Linked DNA regions of Homo sapiens: regions 1 and 2 are each linked to region 3. A link is a contact called in ENCODE Hi-C or POLR2A ChIA-PET data. All regions are on one chromosome and are shown on one strand. The core of a region is the stretch at or near the end of the contact, and the rest is flanking DNA. Distances in the headings are between cores, read along the strand shown.

Region 1 (3,371 bases), core at 441-2,940, 230 kb after region 3:
AATAACCTGTGTAAAATGTTCCATGCAGTGCCTGGCACACAGGAAACCTCATCAAACATTGGCTATTTATTTTGTTTTGCCTTTAGGTCCTTTAGATATACTTTTTTTTTTTTTTTTTTTGAGACGAGTCTCACTTTGTCGCCCAGGCTGGAGTGTAGTGGCGCAATCTGGGCTCACTGCAAGCTCCGCCTCCCGGGTTCACGCCATTCTCCTGCCTGAGCCTCCCAAGTAGCTGGGACTACAGGCGCCCGCCACCATGCCTGGCTAATTTTTTGTATTTTAATAGAGATGGGGTTTCACCGTGTTAGCCAGGATGGTCTCGATCTCCTGACCTCATGATCCGCCCGCCTCGGCCTCCCAAAGTGTTGGGATTACAGGCGTGAGCCGCGCCCGGCCTTTTTTTGTTTGTTTTTGTTTTGAGACGCTCTGTTGCCTAGGCTGGAGGGCAATGGCGTGGTCTCGGCTCACTGTGATCTCCGCCTCAAGCAATTCTCCTGCCTCAGCCTCCCGAGTAGCTAGGATTACAGGCATGCACCACCACACCCGGGTAATTTTTGTATTTTTAGTAGGGACGGGGTTTCACCATGGCCAGCCTGGTCTCGAACTCCTTACCTCAGGTGATTCTTCCGCCTTGGCCTTCCAACGTGCTGGGATTACAGGCGTGAGCCACCACACCCGGCCTGCCTTTACGTATACTTTTTGAGTGCTTCCCTTTTCACTTTGTTTTTCTTCCATTTCCTTTTCCCCAAGAGAAGAATAAAAGGATTTTTGTAAACTTTTTTTATTTTTATTTTGGGACGGAGTCTTTGGTCTGTCGCCCAGGCTGGAGTGCAATGGCGCGATTTCGGCTCACTGCGACCTCCGCCTCCCAGGTTCAAGCGATTCTCCTGTCCCAGCTTTCCGAGTAGCTGGGATTACAGGCACAGCGCCACCAGGCCCAGCTAATTTTTGTATTTTTAGTAGAGACGGGGTTTTGCCATGTTGGCCAGGCTGGTCTCGAACTCCTGACCTCAGGTGATCCGCCAGCCTCGGCCTCTGAAAGTGCTGGGATTACAGGCGTGAGCCACCGCGCCCGGCCTTTTGTAAACTGTTAAGTCCATTTTTTCTGAGGAAAAGTGACTAATTTTTAAGGGATAAAGCAGTGAAAGTAGGCTGAGGTCACGGGGCACGAAGGGAAGAAAAGGTTGGGAGCGAAAAGAACTCTAGTGGCGGACAGTAGTGGGCAGGACCAGCTGACATCCAAGAGAAGCCCTGACCTGAGAGATCGATCTGGCCTCCGGGAGTGGAGACAGAGGTACCGCCTGGGTGGGAGCCGGAACGGATTCGATTCCAACAGGCTGAGAAAGGAGAATGTCCCCGTAAAGGAGCTAGGCCTGAAATAAGGGGTGTGGCCGTAGCTGGATGGAAGAGTGAGGGAGGAGTAGAAGCGTGGCCTAGACCAGCAGCAAAAGAGGGCGGGCCCAGGGCCGCCCGAGGCGTGGTCCCAGGGCCGGGCTGGGCGAGTCAGAGGCTCGGGAAGGGGCGTGGATCCCCGGAGGCGGTCCCCGGGTTGCAGTGAGGGAAGTGGGCCGGGAGGAGAGATGGGCGGTGAAGAGGCCCGGCCCTGCCAGGGAGGCGGGCGGATCCGTGGCAGTGACCAGAAGGGGCCGGAAGGGGGTGGCCGCCGGCCGGGCCCCGCCCTGGGGCCGCCTCCCCGCGGGTTCCGTTGGCTGTGGCGGCAGCTGACGCTTGTGGCGGCGGTGGCTTCGGGGTGGGCGTAAGATGGCGACAGCAGCGCAGGGACCCCTAAGCTTGCTGTGGGGCTGGCTGTGGAGCGAGCGCTTCTGGCTACCCGAGAACGTGAGCTGGGCTGATCTGGAGGGGCCGGCCGACGGCTACGGTTACCCCCGCGGCCGGCACATCCTCTCGGTGTTCCCGCTGGCGGCGGGCATCTTCTTCGTGAGGCTGCTCTTCGAGCGGTGAGAGCCCGGGAGCGAGCGGCTCGGGGGCCGGGCGCGGGCCGGGGGCGCCCCGCTGTGGGAAGGGCCGAGGGCCGGAAGCAGAACTGCAAGGAAAGCCCGGAAGCAGGGGCTGGGGGAGCTTGGGCCGCGGCGGGTGATGCTAGGCGCGTGGGCGAGGTGGTAGCCTAGATGGAGAAGGAGTTTGGGGCGTGGGCAAGAGAAAGAGTGAGGGTCTAGGGGAATGCTGGGCCCCTTCAATGTTAGATCCGGAGTTGGATTGGGGGGGTCATATAGGCCTCCTCCCAACCTCCAAGGGTCCTACAGATGAGGAAACAGGTTCAGTGTGAGCTCTGGCAGAGGCCCCGAAGAGAGGGATAGGAAGGGGCCAGGAGAACCAGAGCTAGTTGTGACCATGGAAGCCGAGGGGTCAACGCAAGGGCCAGACGTTCCAAGGGAAAGGAATGGACTCATCAGACTCTTAAGATTTGTTAGGACGCTTGAGTTTCCGAGAATTGGGGGGAACAGGATTAGTTTGGCCCTAAGAGTTGGTTTGGTATGTCAACTCATGCACGTTTGTTGGTAGGAGGGTAGAAATCTGGTTGGGATAGGGTGTGGTGGAGCCCTAGGCTTCCAAAGTAATGGAAAGATGTCAGATTAGTTGCAGAACAGGCCTTGGGGCCTGAAATGGAAGGAGGAGTGTGTTCGAAGGGATGGAGGAGAGCCACAGGGCTTTATCAGAGGACAGCTATATTGAGCCAGATTCTTTTTTCTTTTCTTTTTTTTTTTTTTTTTTTTGAGACAGAGTTTCGCTCTTGTTGCCCAGGCTGGCGTGCAATGGCACGATCTCGGCTTACCGCGACCTCCGCCTCCCCTGTTGAAGCGATTCTCCTGCCTCAGCCTCCCGAGTAGCTGGAATTACAGGCACGCGCCACCACGCCCGGCTACTTTTTGTATTTTTAGTAGAGACGGGGTTTCGCCATGTTGGCCAGGCTGGTCTGTAACTCCTGACCTCAAGTGATCCGCCCGCCTCTGCCTCCCAAAGTGCTGGGATTACAGGCGTGAGCCACCGCACCCGGCCTTGAGCCAGCTTCTAAATGAGTTTAGCAGAATTGCAGTATACTTTGTTCAACCACATGATTTCACCTTTAAGTGAATGGATCATATGTTTGTCCAAGATAAAGATATTCACTGAGGCTTTGGTGTGTGATATTATAATGTGAATTTATACCTGTGGGTGATTTTGATCAAGTCTACTCAGACTCCAAGAAAGGAGACATGTTTCTGCCATAGGCCTCAGGTAATGAGGGTGGTTCTTGGACATCTGTTCGTTTTGCCTTTATCCAAGCATAAATGATTGTAATGCAGGAATGCCCTTTCTAGGATGGGAATATGTTGCAGGTGAAATAATCTGTTAATTTCTGAAAGATAGCA
Region 2 (3,809 bases), core at 405-2,904, 160 kb after region 3:
AATACAAAAAAATACAAAAATTTAGCTGGGCGGTGGTGGTGCGTGCCTGTAATCCCAGCTACTTGGGAGGCTGAGGTGGAAGAATCACTGGAGCCTGGGAGGCGGAGGTTGTGGTGAGCCAAGATCATGCCACTGCACTCCAGCCTGGGCAACAGAGTGAGACTCCGTCTCAGAAAAAAAAAAAGAAATATATAAAATATATACTATTTTGAATCCTAACAAAAACTATATGAGGAAGGGGCTTTACCCCTCTTTTATAGTTGAGAAAACTGAGGTAAAGGAAGTAACCTGCTGAAGTTAATATTTGAGTTTGTTCCTGTCACATATTTTTCTTCTGATGTGCTTAACACATGGAACTGGTTTGGAAAGATGAATAGAGTTATTTGGTAGGCTTGGAGAATGCTGAAGACATTCCAGAGGAAGGGGAGCAACAGGAGGTAAAGGCATAGAAGTAGGACAGGTGGTGGTATATACTGAAAGGAGTGAAAACCAGGGAATCAGCCTGGATTTCTGTTCTAGGTTTTATACTCAGTGGAAACACGTTGCTAATATTACTTAAGGTTTGTAAGGTTCACTCACTGCAGCTTCCCAAAGAAGACTGCAGGACTATTTTCCGAGATCAGTTGAGATCAGGCGCGTTGAGGGTGGTATGGCTGTAGACTACAGGACTATTTTCCACAAAGCATATACTAATGTCTGTTTCCAACACCTAGTGGCTTTATATTTATGGGGTTTGCAAATAGTGAGTCCTATACAAGCCTAGCTAAAAACAGTAGGAAAACTTAGGAGGTCTCTGATCAGAGATTAATATGAAATTGTTGTTTGGAGGAAGCTTAATCTAGCTGATGTTTGTAGATAAGTCAGCTTTACTTTCTAATTGTTAACAGTGCATTTTGTGTTTATATGTATAGAAGAGTACTTTTTCTAGCATCAGAGCTTGTGTCCCATGGTCCTTTATAGCTGCAGGCTTATTTCTCTGACTAAGCCTCTATAACAGTCGTTAAATTTGAGGTAAGAAGTTCCTATTGATACATCCATTTGAATAGCTAGCTTTGGTTTCACTCACCACTGACTTCAGCATAATATGATCCTTCATTTGATAACAGTTGACTCTTTGGGTGGAATTTGTTTGACTCATACATTTTTGGAATTAAAGAGAATCTAGCCTGGTAGTTTTTAAACTATCTTAATTGAAGTCTTCAGAGGAATCTCAGGGCCAGTTCTCCAACAACTGGAACACCCTAAGGGCTAAACCCAAGCCCAGATCCCAGGCCCAGATCCCAGTCCCAGATCCCAGGCCCAGCTCTTTAGATTTTCCATTCCAGCAATCCTGCTTTGATCCCTTGTAAAGGTTAGGTTCTGCGTAAGACAGCATTTGAAGAGAGGGTTCTGCAGCTAGCAGAGCTTGAAACCACTGGTCTGGCTAGCATTTGCCCTATTCCTTTGACAGATTAGGAGCTTGAGGATTAGCAATTATGACTGAAGGTCATACACCAAGATGGTAGAATTGATGATCACAGCATGAAGATCCCTAACCTAACCCCCTGCCAGCATGCCTCTACCTTATCACAGCTTCTCCTGTTTTTGTTATAACTTTACCCATTCCTAGTTCCAGGAAACAGGAGGAGGCCGGGTAGAGAGGATCACTTGAGTCCAGAAGCTCAAGGCTGCAGTGAACTATGATTGCACCACTGCCTTCCAGCCTGGGTGACAGAGTGAGAACCTATCTTAAAAAAAAAAAACAAAGAGCGTTCATATTTAGTTTTCTGTGACTATTCTTCCTTCAATAAGAAAAAAATTGACCTTCAAGTCAGCCTGGTTAACTTCCTCTTCTTTCGCTTCTCTGTAACATTTTAGTGGTGAAATTTTTCCAGAAGAAAATACATTGCTTAAACCTTGGGAGTTTCTGTTTTCCCTTTTTGGCTCAGCATTCCCTTTGCTCTATTTGAGGGCATACAAGCAAGAGTCATGGCTCAGGAACTCTGTTTTCTGGCCCTAGAAAAATTTGAGACACTGTTATTACTCCCCAGATAATTTTAGCGTCCTCCATCAGCTGCCTGCCCCACAGCTGAGCATTAGTGAGCTGTTGCAAGATTAAATTCCTTATGTAAAGAAAAGGAGGCTGGACCGCAAAAAAAAAAAAAAAAAAAAAAAAAAAAAAAAAAAAAAATCTGGGAAGGAAAGAGGAACAAAATTTTAATTACAGAAATTTTATTGTAAATGTTTTATTTTCTCAAATTTGGATCTTCAAAATGGTGCCCCCATTTTGTGTCCTTCACATTTTGTGTCAGAAGAATGCTAGTTGCTGTAAGGGCCTCTGAGAAAAGTCTGAGGCCTGAACACGGAATTCAGAAGTATTGAGCCTCAGTCTTGTGGCAATCTAAGAGTACAAAATATAAAAGTACCAGGGATCTAACTTGGAAGAAAGAGGTGGTGTAGAGCCTTTCTCCCTGTTATCTACTATTTAGCAGGAACTTCATTACAAATAAAAGGTGGAGATATTTGAGTAGGGGTTTGAGAACAGGATTAAAGACAGCCTTTGGTGTATACACCTGGTCTTACAGATGCCTCCATGCTAAAAGGACAAGGCTAAAGATGGGAACTATTTTGATTTTTTTTTAATCTATGTTTCTATTAGACACTAAAGGGAAGGGAACCTCTGAGCTTATTTACTCAACTAACCACAATGTAAATACCTTGCCTTGGAGAACAGTTGGCTAAATATAAACCTGTCTGCCAATTGGTTCTAGTTTTCATATATTGTATTATTGCTGTAATATACTGTAGATGATTATCCAAGGGGTGTGGAAACGCAAGTTCAAGGCCAGTTCTAAGTTCCTTTTTATAATAGCTACAATCCACTGTATCCCTGAATTCTCACTTTTAGGGAATCTCTTAGACAGATATATTAGTACAAGTGGGAAAAATATACGTAAAAGGACATTCCCCAAAGCGTTATTTGCAATGGTGAAAAACTGGAAACAATCCAAATGCCCATTAAAGGAATATGGGTGAATTAATTATAATGAGAGAGGATTGTCAAGATTACCAAACACTTCCATGTTGCTAAATCAAAGGGATGTTTCTTGGCCTTTATCTTACATGAACTCTCACCACTTTTTCCCTCCCACATTTTTGCTTCTCTTGGCTTCTCTGGCAGTCTCATCATTTTCTTCCTCCCTCTCTCTCTCTTCCTTGTCAGTCTCTCTTATCATTTGTTCTGACTGCTGAAATGTTCGAGTCTCCAGGACTGAGTTCCAGGCATCTTCTCACACTACACACTGCTTGCAGATGTCATCTACTCCTGTGGCTTTAATACCATCCATGGGCACGCAAGTTCTAAATGCATACAACTAGCTCAGAGCTTTCTTCTGAGCTCCGGACACATGCATCTCATCACTGCTACCACCAAATGGATGTTTTAGTTAACATGGCTAGCATTGAACTCTTGATCTTCCCCGTTTCCAAATTTGCTCTTCTTTCACAATTCCTCGTCCCAGGAAGCATTACTTCCATTGACTCAGCTGCCAGAAACCTAGGAATCATTCTCTCTTCCCCATCTGATTACTACCCTACTGATTCTTTCTCGAAATATATCTCAAATCTATTCACTTTTCTTTATCTCTAGTGCCATTATCTCTGCAGCCCAGCCAGCATTATCTCTCATTAATGCCACCTCCATTCTCAGCCCCTCCAGTCCATTCTCCACACTCCAGAGCACTCTTTAAAAACACGAATTGAATCAGTGACCATCCTACCATTAAATTCAAAGTCCTTAGCATTACCTGCATGGCCCATCCCTGCCTCCC
Region 3 (3,289 bases), core at 411-2,910:
GAGTTCCTGTCAATATAAACTTCACAATCTTTCTTCTGCCCAGCAAAACACACACTTAAAACCTGTGGTATTTACATAGCATAACATTCCTTAAAAAAACTGGCTGGCACTGGCTTAAAATCTTATCTGATTTCTTATTCTGCCTAAGGAAAACAACAATGAGGACAGAAAACAGTAAACAGAATGAGTTCAGTAATTTTAAGTCTTTTCATGATTTCCCCGGAATGTTCCAATGAATGTTTATTATGAATGTTAGATACACTCTAATGTAGCAGTCTTTTAAAAAACTAATTTAAAGATATCAAGCTTATCGGCGACACAATATCAGTTAGTTTAAAGAGAAAAAAAAACCGTAAAATCATTTATTTACTTTATGCTGGAATATTACGGAGTAAGATTTTCCCACAACCCGGAAAAAAAAATCTGCCATAGGCTGGCCCCGGCTCCTAGATTCATTATACAACCCGTAAATTCCTTCCCTCATTGAAAAGATTCTTCTTATGGGCATAGTTAACAAATGCCAAGTTGCGAAGTTGCAGCTTTGCTGGTTTGACGTTTTCACAATGTAAGAACAATATGATCTGGAATCTACTCAAAGCATTAGCCAGGCAGTCAGCTGACGCTCACTGCACACAAGAGGACAGAATTAAGGGAAATTAAATTTCGTATTTCTGTAAGGCAGGTATCCAACTCTATCTTGAAAACTAAAATAGGCCAACAGCAGACGTTCTAGTTTAAGTAATAAAAGTGTCTCATTGTTCAAATAACATTACAAAAAACGGCTTTTCCCGGAATAAGTTTCCCTCATTCTTGGAATTTTCCTTGTAAAGGGCTTTTAATCGGTTCATAGAACCAACCCTTCATCACGCAGCTGCTGCTTGAGTAACTTTTACAAAAGGTCAAAGCGGTGCCTTTCAAGGCTTCCAAACCCTACTGGCTTCTCCTCGATTCAAAGTAACTCGCTTTCACCCACAGAACGTTCCAGAGACCTAGGGACGGGGCCCGGGCAGAATTTGGTGGAAGTTGCTCAAAAGAACTTTTCAATTTTCTTTTCAAAATACTTACCGCATTTCACCTTTCTCCATCCGTGGCCCCACATGTTGCTCGCCTCCCTCCCAGAGGGGCCCCGCGAGGCCGCGCTCGGCCCCCGGAACGCGCCCACCTGATTACCCTCTCCTCCCTCAGACTCCGCCCCCCAACCCCCCAATGCTGCCTCCTTTAGGAGGTCCATATGGGACACTTTCCCCTTCCTCTGAACCTCACCGCCACACCAGAACAGCCCTCCGTTTTTCTCCTTCAATTCTTCTCCACTACGGGCCTCACCTCCCATAGCTTCCTAGAGTGTTGTGAGCGCGCAGAGGGAAGCTGCAGGCCTGCTCGGCCCAGGTGCTGTGTCAGCCTATCTGCCGGTTCCGCGGCGTGTACGGCCCGGAAAGTCACATGGCGGTGGGACCGGCCGGCGCCTCTACACTCCTGCTCTCCTAAGAGCAGGACGAGACTAGCATAATGCACTCACCTCCACGAAAAGCAACATGTCGTCCTCTGCTCAGCCCAATCGTTCCCGCCGCCGCAACTCCAACTGGCTCACAGGCCCGCGCCCCAATTGCTAGGATAAGGACACACACTCGCCTTGCCCCTCCACCCGGCAGTGGACCCGGCTCCTCCCCTGCCGTCAGCCGCTGCGGCCTGACCCGCCCAGTCCCACCTCCCTTGAAACAACAACTGCTTCCGGGTCTAGGGAAAAATTGTTTCCGGGAGAAAAGAGAGCCCTCGGCGCGCTCAACTTTTGCACTATCTTTTCCAGCAGCAGTGTGGGATGTACTATCATCTGTCGGGGGGAACGATTAGAAGGAGACGCCATTCTGTGGCACGGGGATGTGTAAAAATCGTAATGACACATTTTATCACTTGTCAGATAGCTACACAGCACTGATAATTCCGCAGTTTTCATAGTTCACAATCTAGATTTGATTTTTAAAGCCGACCTTGGCGAAGTGTACTGAACAAACCAACCCTGCCGAAAAGTGGTGGCTCACAGAAGAAAAGTAGACAAGAAAAAAAAAACAAAAAACTATGATACTAGCAAATATGTTAATAGCAGCTAATGTATATTAAATGCTTACATTGTGTTTGGCACTATACTAAGCATTTTATGTTAATTGATCTTAAAACAATTCTATGCAATAAACACTATTATTATCATCCCCATTTTACAGTTGAAGAAGCCCTCTAGGAGGTCGGGTTTCCCTTTAAAGAACTTTGCCCCAGGCTCATTTGAATTAATTACCCATGTCACCGCTTAATATACCAGTAATAACACTTAATCTGGACAGTGTCTTCTTTGACGTTCTGTCATTAATTCAAACGAAATACAATAAAAACAAAATTTTTAAAATTATCTATAATTTTTGTTAGATGGTCCAAATTCCTTATTGTCTTTAGCAATATGTAGTAGGATAGATCGCTCCCACTTGTATGTCCTAGTTCAAACACTCATCTTTTGAAATAATCATGTCTTGGCTGGGAAGGGTGGCTCACGCCTATAATCCCAGCAATTTGGAAAGCTGAGGCGGGCGGATCACTTGCGGTCGGGAGTTCAAGACCAGCCTGGCCAACATGGTAAAACCCCATCTCTACTAAAAATACAAAAATTAGCCAAGTGTGGTGGTGCACACCTGTAATCCCAGCTACTCGGGAGGCTGAGGCAGGCGAATCGCTTAAACCCAGGAGGTGGAGTTAATAGTGAGCCAACATCGCGCCACTGCACTCCAGCCTGGGTGACAGAGTGAGACTCTGTCTCAAATATAGTAATAATAATAGTAACGAATAAAAATTGGCCGGACACCGTGGCTCACGCCTGTAATTCTAGCACTTTGGGAGGCCGAGGCGGGTGGATTGCCTTAGCTCAGGAGTTCAAGACCAGCCTGGGCAACATGGTGAAATGCCATCTCTAGTAAAATACAAAAAATTAGCCAGGCATGGCAGTGTGTGCCTGTAGTCCCAGCTACGTGGGAGGCTGAGGCAGGAGAATTGCTAGAACCTGGGAGGCAGAGGTTGCAGTGAGCCAAGATCACGCCACTGCACTCAAGCCTGGGTGACAGAGTGTGACTCTGTCTCTAAAAAATAATAATAATAAATAAAAATGAAATAATCATGTCTTGATCTTTTCCAATGGATTTTTCCATTCTATTATTTAAAAAATCTTCCCAAAGTGAAGGTTTCATTTTCACCAAACCACTGTTACTTGATTTCAAGACTTTGCCATTCTGATCTCATGAAATCCTCCTTG

Evidence for each region. A loop is a pair of places that touch in the nucleus more often than their neighbours do. ChIA-PET counts read pairs that join two places held with the same protein, here RNA polymerase II (POLR2A). Pooled maps may share reads with other maps.
Region 1: a loop to region 3 is called in a map of B cell, with 23 times the contacts of the local background. The contact joins the promoter of CERS5 here to the promoter of LARP4 in region 3. A Hi-C loop is called at or near these places in 5 of 168 maps with a recorded cell type or tissue (B cell, CD8-positive, alpha-beta T cell, ascending aorta and 1 more), 16 of 37 single-sample maps with no recorded cell type and 18 of 50 pooled maps. POLR2A ChIA-PET finds 5 or more read pairs at or near these places in 7 of 52 experiments (A549, BJ, GM12878 and 4 more).
Region 2: a loop to region 3 is called in a map of PC-9, with 2.9 times the contacts of the local background. The contact joins the enhancer-like site here to the promoter of LARP4 in region 3. A Hi-C loop is called at or near these places in 2 of 168 maps with a recorded cell type or tissue (HepG2 and PC-9), 1 of 37 single-sample maps with no recorded cell type and 10 of 50 pooled maps. POLR2A ChIA-PET finds 5 or more read pairs at or near these places in 7 of 52 experiments (AG04450, CD8-positive, alpha-beta T cell, MCF 10A and 4 more).

Annotation. Positions count from the first base shown.
Region 1 is chr12:50,165,688-50,169,058 of GRCh38, reverse strand. CERS5 (ceramide synthase 5) reads left to right here and starts at 1,690. Exons shown (of 10, transcript NM_147190.5): 1 at 1,690-1,958. The coding sequence starts at 1,762. RefSeq lists enhancers at 341-1,102, 1,154-1,313, 2,204-2,343 and silencers at 1,414-1,813, 1,914-2,063.
Region 2 is chr12:50,240,295-50,244,103 of GRCh38, reverse strand. The region is part of intron 2 of LIMA1 (LIM domain and actin binding 1); the gene reads left to right. Among named protein-coding and RNA genes, the nearest start is that of MIR1293, 8.0 kb to the right of the region's middle. Within about 2 kb of position 1,654, at least 13 of the 41 ENCODE cell types and tissues checked have a DNase peak (open chromatin) inside an H3K27ac peak, as active enhancers do; they include PC-9, where a contact is called at or near this core.
Region 3 is chr12:50,399,256-50,402,544 of GRCh38, reverse strand. LARP4 (La ribonucleoprotein 4) reads right to left here and starts at 1,660. Exons shown (of 16, transcript NM_052879.5): 1 at 1,517-1,660. The coding sequence starts at 1,534.